Linked DNA regions of Mus musculus: region 1 is linked to region 2. Evidence: chromatin loops called from intact Hi-C (ENCODE). Cell type or tissue: heart. All regions are shown on one strand. Links, peaks and the distances in the headings refer to the core of each region. The heading gives the core; the rest is flanking DNA.

Region 1 (2,804 bases), core at 62-2,561, 57 kb after region 2:
CTATGTATGTGTGGTGGCCAGCAGTAGCCAACTGCCACTCTGCAACTGCCACTCTGTAACTGCCACTCTGCAACGGCTTCCCACATGTGTGAGCACTAAACTGCTAAATATCCTAAAGAAACAGGACACAAGACCAGTGTCCCCGCAGGTCCAATAGTAGCCTTCCTCTAAATGGTCTTCTCTGTGTGTTTTAAATACTAACCCAGGCCAGTGGTTTGGGAACCAGTTTGATAAGCAGAATTCAAGCCCTAGGACCCACATAGTAGACAGAGAAAATCAGCTGCCCCACAGCTGATTTTCTCTAACCTCCACATATTTGGCACGAGGACCCACAAACATACATACTCACTCACAAACACAAAATAAAAATGCTTTTAAAAAAAAATGGCTTAGCAGTTAAGGGAGCACTGGCTTCACATCCAAGACCTGAGTTCGATTCCTAGCACACACAAGGTGTCTAACAACTGTCTATAACTCCAGTAACGGGGTATCAGGTCTTCTACCCTACCACCACCACCCCGGAGGCACCAGGCACACACATAATGTACACATACATGCAGCCAAAACATCCATACACATAAAATAAAAGCAAATAAGTCTAGAACCATAACTTTTAAAAAGAATTTTAAACGACTCAGCATCAGATAGCTTGGGTGATACGAGAGAAGAGCAAGATTATGAAGTTCCAAAAAGAAGAACATGACATCGAAAACCAGCCCTGTAGCCAAAGAGGACACAAACGCTACTCCCTTCGTAGTCTGTCCTTAAAAGAGTAACCACAAAGCACTCAGGTTTCCCAGACCCACGAGAATTTAATGAAGTAAACAGTGCATTTTCATAAAGTCCTAGTTGTTTAAAAAAAAAAAGTTTAAAAAAAAATAGCTGGATCTGGAAAATGAGCAGGAAAGGACGCGGGAGGCTCGTTCCCTCCAGTGCTGCAGAGTGAGGACAGGGGCAGGGGGCTGAGCAGGAGCCGGTCAGCACGCATGGTGGACGTGGGACGAGCTCTCCAGGGCAGCGAGGATGCCCACGACGGCGACGGCGGGAGGCCGGATCCCGGGCGGGCGAAGCGGGGCGGGCAGCGGGCTGACTCTCCGCCCCGGGGAGGGCTCCCACGGAGCACCGGGCGGGGCAGCGGCTTTAAGGGTTGGCCTCCGGGACCCGGACTGCTCACTCGCGCGCTCGCATCCAGCCACCTTATGATGGAGCGGCCGCCGCGCGCCCTGCTGCTGGGTGCAGCCGGACTGCTGCTCCTGCTCCTGCCCCTCTCCTCTTCCTCCTCTTCGGATGCCTGCGGCCCGTGCGTGCCGGCCTCCTGCCCCGCGCTGCCCCGGCTCGGCTGCCCGCTGGGTGAGACCCGCGACGCGTGCGGGTGCTGCCCGGTGTGTGCTCGCGGCGAGGGTGAGCCGTGCGGGGGCGGCGCGGCCGGCAGGGGGCACTGCGCGCCGGGCATGGAGTGCGTGAAGAGCCGCAAGAGGCGGAAGGGTAAAGCCGGGGCAGCAGCCGGCGGTCCCGCGACCCTCGCCGTGTGCGTGTGCAAGAGCCGCTACCCGGTGTGCGGCAGCAACGGCATCACCTACCCCAGCGGCTGCCAGCTGCGCGCTGCCAGCCTGCGCGCCGAGAGCCGCGGGGAGAAGGCCATCACCCAGGTCAGCAAGGGCACCTGCGAGCAAGGTGGGCACCAGCGCCTTCCCCGCCCACTCCTTCCTCCTCCCCCGCCGCCGCAGAGCATTCCTGGAGACCCGCGGGAGGGAGGAGTTGATGGCTAACCCGGTGTCCCGAGCCAGGAGAAACGCCTCCCTGGTTCTCTTGGCATGGTTTTATTTGGAGTTGCCTGTGTGCGCCAAGAAAGTGAGAAATCGCAGTAACGGGTGTAAATATAGAAAAGATTTTCCGAGACTCCGAGGCACAGTTTACCCAACTAGCCTGCAGGGCAAGTTTCAAACGCCTCCACACTCTTAAAAACCTTTCTCGTCGTTCTTTCTTTCTTTTGGGTGTGTACAGAAAGATGGGTAGACAGGGTTAGCAGAAAAATGCAAAGGAAAGATGTTCAGAAAGTCGATTTACTAACAAGATAATTCTTTAAGTTGAAGTTCATATTAATATTCAAGTACTGGCGTTTCCAATTCTCAAGCGGTAACCTAGCTAGAACATTATACTTGAGGGTTAAAAGAAACACAAACGCTTTGATGTTGTGAATCCTCTGACCATGTTGTTTTTCTTCTCGGGCCTTGGTTATGTTTTTTCATAATTTGTCCACAGGATGCAAGGTTCCGCTGGAATGGCTTTGACATTGGGTTTGTCTATTGTATCCCATACTAATCCAAACTTGCACAAATGAAGTTGGAAAAAAGTCTGAGGTTGGGGGGAAGAAAGAAATCAGAAACTTTAACTCCTAGTGCCTGAAATAACATTTTCCATGAGCAGTCGTTTCGAGGGAAAGTTAGAGTCCTGCTCTGGCAGCTGCTGCCCCGGCTTCAGCCAAGGTAGGAGGGGAGGGGAGGAATGTCAGCTGTTGCATCTTGAACACAGTTCAGGCTTTCTCCAGCCTTTCCAAGGAACAGTTCTTTCTTGACAGTTTTTCCCAGAAATCCCTATGCAAATAGGCTGTGTGCCATTCGCTTCAAAGTTCACCATTGAAAGCCTTAAGTGGTATAACTCACAGTTACCCATGTAGGATATTACCACCGTTTATAAAATCACAGACCAAATATCCCTGTTTCCAACAGAAACCTCCATTTTCCCCCTTTAGCTCTTGCACAACAGTCACATCATGAGGGGAAATGAACATTACAAATTCATTA
Region 2 (2,804 bases), core at 178-2,677:
GAGTCATTGAAAAAGTAATGAGATGATATTCTTGGGAAATGGAATAGTTAAAATGAATGGGTTCAGACGGAGCCAAAGACTTTAATCATCCTAAAAAGAAACACTGGCTAGGGCAAGCTGAGGTTTCAATCTAGGGAGATAACAAGGTAGAGGCTAAGAGGCCTTTGCTTCCTACATTCCACGGGATTAGCAACCCCTTCAAAGGTGCAATACTACCAAGTACTCCCAAGGCCTGCTGTGAATGGTGCATCCTACCGGATGCTAGCAAGAGAAATGAGCAAGGCACACACTAGAAGAGAGAGCTGTAGAGCCACTGTCAGCCAAGCTCCCACGCACCTCTGAGATCATCCCAGTGAACCTGCAAAGGGCCATATCTTCTCACTCATAGTGTCAAGGACTGAACAGTCTAGAAGTCTGGATCTGCCATTGGGCACTTGTAATTCTTAGAGAGCTCCTGTCACCTCTGCAGGCTCCAGCCTCCTGCTCCTTCCTTATTGGATCTCCTCATCTCCTCTAGAACTAGACCTCATGTGTCTGCTTCTGCTTCTCCATGGCAACCCATCAAACACAGGCAGTGTAAGGTGGGCCTTCTTGCTTCCATATTAAATACTGTCATATCCTTCATATGACATGATTTCTAGACGCTTTGCCTTCCTGGCCATCCATCTTCCCTCAAAAGACTCTAAGCATCAATCACTTATGCACACACACACACACACACACACACACACACACACACACGAGTGACCCCGTATAGTAGTTATTGATACATGCCTATTAATCTGTATCCTTTCGCTGTACAAACCATATCTGTGAAGACAACAGCCTTGCTAGATCCTGAGAGTCCCTCTAGGGAATCATCAAACCCGAGGGTAGTACTGGAAACCATCATATGTGTCCCAGGGACAGCCTTTGGCAGGGATGGGCTGTGACGAGCATCTTTGTAGAAAGACAGGGAACAGATTCCCCCCAAGCCTTTGTACCATACAGAACTCTCCTCTGGCAGACCCACGGGCCTCTCATTTGGGACAACTAGGATGGGAAGGAGACAGTGGCAAAAATTCACACAGACCTCCCCATCTGGTGTTCATTCCAGCGTCTGCCGCTCGGTAAGCAAATGTGTTGGCGGGATTCAGGGTTCTCATTGTGACGTAATACATACTCAATTGTCAGAAATCTGGACAGCAGAACGGGGTGTGTAAGAACCAGTTCGTCAGGACCCCACCACCCACGGAAAGCATGACTAAGACTGTGCTAGAGGATTTTTGCCAGTCCGTTTCTTTTTCATGAATATGTAGCTGTGTCCCCAGTGAGACATAACTTTATCATATTTTGTTAGCAAGAAAATCTGCAAGTTAGAAGTCGCCGGCCACTTTCATGTCTAACAAGCCATCTTGGGACACTTTTTTTGCCTCCTGGAAACAATCAACCTGAGTTTCTTTTGGCTTGAGGTTTTCAGATGAAAGTACCCAGCGTCCAGAGACCAGGATGGCAGCCAGGGGGCAGTGTTTCTCTCGACATACACTGCTCTCCACCGCTCCCTCCAAACTGAAGCCACCGTGCCTGGGACTGGTGGAGACAGTGTGAAAGAGGCCTTGACAGGCCCTCGGGATAGCATACAAGGTCCGCTGGCTGTGTCTTCTTCCATTCACTAATAATAGGTTCAGCTGGTCTAAGGCGGGTGCCTCGGTCACTAACTGTTGATGTTTGAAGGTGTTCAGGGCTCAGCCCTGTGCTGAGACTGGAGCCTTGTACGGTATACCATCACAGCATCGTGGGCCTGATTTAAATATCAGCTACATCGGGACCCAGAGCAATGTAAATGGGGAGATAGAACTGGACGGGAAGTTCCTTCACGATAGGCTCGAAAAGTCACCAATAGTCTTGACAGGAAACTCCGAGAGCCACAAGGACTGTACAAGGTTCAGCCTGCCAGCGTTTTATCATGGATTAGAGAGGAGCTCCTTGTATCTTCGGCTCTCCACAGAGCATATCCGCAGTCCATGACAGGGGTGGGGGGTGGGGGTGGTTTCTTCAGTGGAGAAGCCATTGATAAACCACACATGCTCCAAATAACCTCTCACCCATACAAGGAATCTTAATTGGATTCAGTAAGTCAAACACACACACACACGGGGGGGGGGGGGCATCAAAGTAGGATGGGGGCTTGTTGGAAAGTGGGGGGGGGGGTTCAACAGGAAAAGGAAGGGGATGAGACAGGGAAGAGTGTAAAAAGGACTAAAATTTATGATAGACATTGAGGAAACTGTCAAAAATAAATACGAACGATTCTTAAGACTCATTATTTTAATTATGAGTATATGTGGGAGAGGTATGCACCCCTCAGTGCAGGTGCCTGTAGAGATCAGATGAAGGTGTTGTGTGCCCTGAGTGTGGAATTGCGGGTAGTTGTGAGCCTTCTGGTCTTGGTGCTGGAAATCAAATTCTAAACAACTCTTAACCTCTGAGCTACCTTTTAAGCCCAGTAAACAAAATTAGTTTAAAACAACCAAAGCAATAGGTCACTCCCAGCCTACTGACCTGAGCCCAGTGGCCAGACCACACACAGAGACACAGCTGGATGCAGTGGCACACATCTGTAATCCCAGCACTCTCACCACAAGATGCCAGGCAGAGATGAGAGAATCAGCCAGACCCGGAAGTTCACAGACCAGGCAGCCTGGACTACACAGGGCTGTGGCAGAAACAAGACAAACTCTCCCCTCAACAAAGTGGAAGGCAAAGAACCCATTTCCTAAACTTCCTCTCTGACCTCCACCACATGCATGTAGCACACATGTGCA

Evidence for each region. Hi-C counts contacts between places; a loop is a spot of excess contacts. Peaks named below come from ENCODE experiments on the same cell type or tissue, not always from the same donor. Only the 100,000 strongest peaks of a DNase experiment are listed, where the experiment ranks them.
Region 1: it touches region 2 in a loop (2.6-fold over the local background); 5 of 42 quality-filtered maps call a loop at or near these places.

Annotation. Positions count from the first base shown.
Region 1 is chr5:77,406,410-77,409,213 of GRCm38, reverse strand. Igfbp7 (insulin-like growth factor binding protein 7) reads left to right here and starts at 1,169. Exons shown (of 5, transcript NM_008048.3): 1 at 1,169-1,674. The coding sequence starts at 1,200. In heart, for the core only: a CTCF peak has its summit at 1,429 (motif pointing right); DNase peaks (open chromatin) are centred at 1,163, 1,713 and 2,473; H3K4me3 peaks cover 1,317 bases; H3K27ac peaks cover 1,000 bases; H3K27me3 peaks cover 284 bases.
Region 2 is chr5:77,463,788-77,466,591 of GRCm38, reverse strand. 1700017L05Rik (RIKEN cDNA 1700017L05 gene) reads right to left here and starts at 1,104. Exons shown (of 2, transcript NR_131050.1): 1 at 775-1,104. In heart, for the core only: a CTCF peak has its summit at 1,496; a DNase peak (open chromatin) is centred at 1,511.